Regions from separate parts of the Homo sapiens genome. Here region 2 is linked to region 1. Evidence: read pairs that join two places in POLR2A ChIA-PET (ENCODE). Cell type or tissue: OCI-LY7. All regions are shown on one strand. Links, peaks and the distances in the headings refer to the core of each region. The heading gives the core; the rest is flanking DNA. Region 1 has its middle 66 kb from the start of PINCR. Region 2 has its middle 180 kb from the start of PPP1R2C.

Evidence for each region. ChIA-PET counts read pairs that join two places held together with the same protein. Peaks named below come from ENCODE experiments on the same cell type or tissue, not always from the same donor. Only the 100,000 strongest peaks of a DNase experiment are listed, where the experiment ranks them.
Region 2: POLR2A ChIA-PET joins it to region 1 with 5 read pairs; 5 of 35 experiments call an interaction of 5 or more read pairs at or near these places.

The regions. Positions count from the first base shown.
Region 1 is chrX:43,109,439-43,112,363 of GRCh38, forward strand. No RefSeq gene overlaps it. Among named protein-coding and RNA genes, the nearest start is that of PINCR, 66 kb to the right of the region's middle. In OCI-LY7, for the core only: no CTCF peak of the experiment used is centred there; no DNase peak of the experiment used is centred there.
Region 2 is chrX:42,954,024-42,956,948 of GRCh38, forward strand. No RefSeq gene overlaps it. Among named protein-coding and RNA genes, the nearest start is that of PPP1R2C, 180 kb to the left of the region's middle. In OCI-LY7, for the core only: no CTCF peak of the experiment used is centred there; a DNase peak (open chromatin) is centred at 1,428; H3K4me3 peaks cover 1,090 bases; H3K27ac peaks cover 2,463 bases.

The DNA of each region.
Region 1 (2,925 bases), core at 124-2,623:
TGAGTTCTTTCAACAAGTTGCTGAACATGAGGGTGTTTCTGGGTATCCCAAACTTGCAATTGGTTTTAGACATGAGGGTGGTGTTGGGGGTCCCCAGACTTGCAGTTGGTGCCAGAAGTGAGGGTGGTCTTGGGAATTTCTGAACTCTGCAGACACCATGCCAAATGTCTTCAGAATTAACATGCAAAATTAATCAGATTATGCCATAAATAGCAATAATTTCTGGCAAACCCTGATTAACTACATTATCACTTCCTATGGGTATTGTGTTACTAAAAAAATTTCTTGCTCTAATATGAATTTTTCATAGCAGAGTGTCCACAGTCTTACAGAAACATATTATGAAACTAGCTTTTAACTAAAATAATGACTCTTAGACTTTTCTTTCTCAACAGTTTTCCTTGTAATTGGGGATGGATTCCGGCAAAGAACAATGATGTTAGGGTATAATTCAATTATAGTTAATTGTGTAGCCAGAGACGCATGTATTATGGCAGCTGTTAGATAATGGAATCTCATTTGCCTTCCTGTACTTTCTCCATTTAAATACTGATACATAAAAACCATGAAGAGGCATGTAAATTTGCAACAACACTGGAACTTAATAACTTCCGGACTCTAGAAGGAACAAATAATCAAACAAAACAGTTTGAGAAATTAAACAGGTTGGGTCTAAGTCAAGAAAACAGGAGCATCTCTAGGCTTTCCAAAAGGAGGAATTTAATACAGGGAATTGGTGGCATAGGTGATGGAAGAACAGAGAAGAAAAATACAGTACAGTGAGACAACTCAGAGGTTGGCAGTATGAAGAAGCTGCTTTCATTCCTAAGAAGGGGTGAGCATTGGAATCAAGGAGGAATCTGCAAGGTGGGAGTGGATGGAAATGTCTGCTAAAATATGGGATACTGAAAGAAGTGAAGCTATGAAGGAGCCACAGCTGCTGCCAAAGCACTGCCTGAGGAACAGAAAGGGGGAAAGAAATACCGTGGCTTCTCATTTCCCTCAAATTCCTATCTGCTATGAGTATCTCTCTTTGGCAGAAACCAGGTAGAAGCCAGCTAACATGGAAATGTGGGGAGAATGGCCTGTAATGGTCTACTCCCTACAATATGAAGCAGAACAGGGCAAAGGTGAAGACTAGAACTAAAGAAAATAGGCAAATGAGCAGCATGTTACTAGAGGCTAAGGCACACTCTAACTTGTGAACCTAAACACTGAAAATATAAAAAGAAGAAAGTTGGAAAAATATCCACTAATTGCCACTAGGTATCCACCAGTATATCTCAAAGACATACCCCACCAGAAACAAGGTAGCACCACTATGGACTTGCATACAAGTTTGCTAGGGCTGTTGTTCCACCCCGTATAGTGCCTCTTAAAAAAATAAATTGAAGACTTTAAGTTCCTAGAAATGCAACATAAGCAGTGCTCAAATATCAAAACAGTGGTAAATTACCTTCTGCAACTTAAGCTATCAGAGAAATCACAGAAATCTTAAGCTATCAGAGATGCAGCAGGGCTATGCATGCGAGAAACTATAGGGTTTTATGCACTGTTAGTAAAATAAATAAATACATATACATACATGAATACACAAAGAAACACACACACACACACAAATCCTAAAATGCCTCTACTTATTCAGGAATAAGTTAAGCTTCATAACGTAAATTCAAAGAAGCAGGAGAAAAACACTTCTTGGTTAGTAGAAGTGCAATGAATTAATGATTTCCAGGCTTAACATACTTGAGTAGAAGCTATGTATATTCACTGTAATTTCAGCTAAATATCACAGAATGGGGTGCTCTTAGCACTCAATTGGACAGTGGGAAGGGAAAGAGGAGCTACACTGGGCTTGGATTAATATCTTTTCATTTACTAATAAGCGAAAATAAACCAAATAAAATGGATCCTTAAAAAATGATGTGATTAGATAAGGGGAAGGTGAGCATTAACTTGAAGGTAGAGGAAATAATCCTACTTTTTTAGAGCTGTGCTACATGTTACAAAAGACAACTCTAGGAAAAAAGCATTGGTTGTTCTTAAGGAAAATAAAGAAAATATAGATTGTAAGAAGAAAGAGGTTGAGATGAGAGGAAACTTAGCTGATATGACAAAGAATTTGATAAGATACAGGCTCAGATGAGGAAGGAAGTCGCTGAGAAAGAGAAAAACAGCAAAAGATATAAAAATGTAATAATAAAATTGAAATTCAGAACCCAATCGAAAAAGAATAGATTTAACACTGCAGGAAATTAATCAGTGATGAGGAGAACAAATTAAGAAGCATTCACTGAAGATAGAAAAAAATAGACAAGAGACAATATCAAAGAAAGAGAAGAAGATAGATTTGAAGACAAGAGTGTAGAGACTTGCTTTCTCAAAGAAAATTCACATTCCTGAAGAAGAAAGAAAAGAAATGGTACAGTAATTGGTGGTACAAGAAAAGAAAATGGTCTTCAATTGCTGAATATAAAACATGATTAATGGATAGAAATTCATGTCTGACATATTCTAGTGCAAGTTTTAAATTTTGAGAAAAAGGAAAATTGCATCTAAGTAGACAAAACAGGTTAACTAAAAAAGAATAAGAATATGACCAGCCTCATATTTTTCCTGCACCATTATATTCCAGAGAGCAAATAACTGTATCCAGGTAATTTTGAGGGGACAAAGTTGGAAAGATAAAAATTTTTTCTTTAGGTGAATTTGCTATTTGTAGTAGATGCTATGGATCTCCCATTATAGGACTCATTCTTCTACCTGCTGGGAGTGCTGGCTACTGAGAGCTCACAGCTAGACCCCACTCTAGGAATCTCCGCCCAACCAAGCCCAAGATTACACTCCTTTCTGAGGGCAGACCACATACAATGACTAGTCCATGTGGAGGTACAAAGACCTGGTCCTTTGGCCCTACTTCAAAGT
Region 2 (2,925 bases), core at 113-2,612, 160 kb before region 1:
AAGAGGCTAAGCCAGTGAAAGACTTGTTGCCATAGATACTTAAGGATGGTGTTTGTATGTCCTGTTCCACCAGTATCCCACAAATTTGTGGGGGCCTGCCAGTTCCAGACCCATTAATTCATGACACCAGGCTCTCCTGAGATTGGACTTTCCCAGGACAAACCAGGCAACCACAGTTGAAACAACAAAAACTCCTATGAATGGAGCTTCTTATTTAAGACAAACTCCCCTAAGAGATTGGTACATTCAGAACAAAACATGTGCTGCTTAAAATCTTATGTGCCTCAGCTTTCCAGCCATTTTCATATGTGACTTGAAAATGAGGACTGTGATGGTTATAAGTATTTATTCCTTATTTTGGTGTTTTTATTTAATAATTTAATTTTACATAAAATTTAATAATTTAATATTTTAATTTAATTTTACCTCTGTCATTCCCTTATCATCTAACATGACTTGTTAATAATTAACTTGATATTATATTTAAGTTACAAAATATAAAACAGGGAGTATGAACCAGGAAGAAGAAAATGAACATCACCCAAAGGCACAAAAGGGACTCTACACCCTCTTCTGGGAAAATAATTAGTTTGTTATGTAGGATTATTATATCATTTTTGATGGAAGTAGGTCTTTTGTTATTGTTTTTATTTGGAGATTAAGTGTGGTTCAAGGAAGCTTATTTGAGGTCAAAGTTGCCAAGAATGGACTGTGGTAGCTTTATAATGTGTCAGCTTGGTTAGGTTTAACTACATTTCACAGAATTTATCATTTTATTTCTGGTGAGGTTGAGCCACATGTATACTCTTTATACCAATTGCATTATTTCTCCACTGTTGTAACTCAATCATTAATGTATCTACGGTTGATAGAATAAAGGACCAAAAAATATACTTATTCTAATTCCTAGAATCTATGATACGGTATATTACATGGCAAAGGGAAGTTAAGGTTACAGATAGAATTAAGATTACTAATCAGATGACCTTAAATAGGGAGATTAGGATTATCTGGGTGGGCCCAATGTTATCTCAAGGTCCTGAAAAGTGAAAGTAGGAGACAGTGTCAGAGTGATTTCATGCGAGAAAGAATTGACTAGTCATTGCTGGCTTTGATGAAAGGGGGCTACAGTCAAGAAATAGAAGAGCCTCTAGAAGCTGGAAAAAGCAAGAAAATGGATTCTGCCCTAAAACCTCCAGGAAGGAACATAGCCTTACCTACATCTTGATTTTAGTCCAGTTAGCCTGGTTTCAGACTTCTGACATACAGACCTATAAGAAAATAAATTTTTGTTTTTGTAAGCTGCTAAATTTGTGCAAATTTGTGATGCAGCAATAGTAACCTAATGCAGTAACCTTTTATTGGCCTTCCTCCATTCGGTGCCTTCAACTACTCACTTTCTTACTATTTTTATTGGGTCATTTTCCAAATAAACAACTGTACTTAAATCATTGTCTCAGTTCTGCTTTTAAGAAATTCAAATGAAGACAGTCTTTCTCCACAACAAATTCTACTGGTATGACCAAGGGTATGTAAAAATAGGATATAATCTGTACAGTGATTAGGAGATATGGATAGATATTATTAGTAACAGGCCAAAAAGGCAGCGTGCAAATTGGCTTAGATTGAGGGAAGTGAAAACTATCTCATATTTCAATAAGATTAGTTGCAAGAAAAGGAAGTAAGCAGAACTAGGAAATCTCCACCTCTGAGAAGGAAGGGCTGGTAAAAAAAAAAAAAAAAAAGGGCCTTCGGGACAAAGTAGATGTGATGAAAGTCAAAGCACACTAGAAATCACACCAAAATTCCTCAGAAAAGTCAGCTACATGGAGAATTCACTCTCAGCTTTCTCTTGGTGCAAGCAAAAGAAAGTGAAAATGTCATTATACTGGATTTCTATATATGTGAATCTGACAGAAGCAGTATATTGGGCTCTTACAACATAATCATAAAAATTAAAATGAAATAATTCAAAGAAGAAACAGCTCCTTTTCTATTAAGTTGTCCTCTTACTAGCTGTATTAGAGTCAGGGTTCTCCTGAGAAACAGAACAGAGTGTGTGTGTGTGTGTGTGCATGTGTGTGTGTATGTGTCTTGGGAGAGGGAGGGAGATTTTTAAGGATTTGGCTCTCATGATTGTTGTAGCTTGGTGTCTTAGTTCACTTTGCTAAACAAAAATCCCATAAACCGTGTAGCTTTTAAACAACATAAATTTATTACTCACAGTTCTTTAGTCTGGAAAGTACACAATCAAGGTACCAGCAGATTCAGTGCCTAGAGCAGATCCTTTTCCTTGCTCACAGGTGGTGCCTTCTCACTGTGTCCTCACATGATGGAAGGGGCAAGAGAGCTCTCAGGCCTCTTTATAAGGGCACTAATTCAAATCATCTGGGCTCTACTCTCATGACCTGATCACCTCCTAAAGGCCCTGCTTCCTAATATAATCATCTTGAAGGTTAGGATTTTGACATATGAATTGGGAGGAGGGGGTTCACAAACATTCAGACCATAGCACATGGTAAATATAAAGCCTGATAGAATAGACCAACAGACTGGACATACAGAGAAGAGTTGCAGTTTGATTCCAAAAGTGCTCTCTGCTGGCAGAACTCTTTCTTGCTTAGAGGAAGTCAGTCTTTTTTCTAGTAAGGCCTTCAATTGATTGGATAAGGCCCACCAACATTATGGAGGGTAATTTGCTTTACTCACAGCCCACCAATTTAGATGTTAATCTTGTCCACAAAACACCTTTGTAGAAACATCTAGAATAATGTTTGACCAAGTATCTGAGCACCATGGCCCAGCCAAGTTGACACATAAAATTAACCATCACGCTAGTTCCCAGGCTTCTTCCTAGAAAGGAATATCTTCATGGGAAAATGTGGTTCTGTCCTGACACATGAACACCATGAACACCATGTCTCC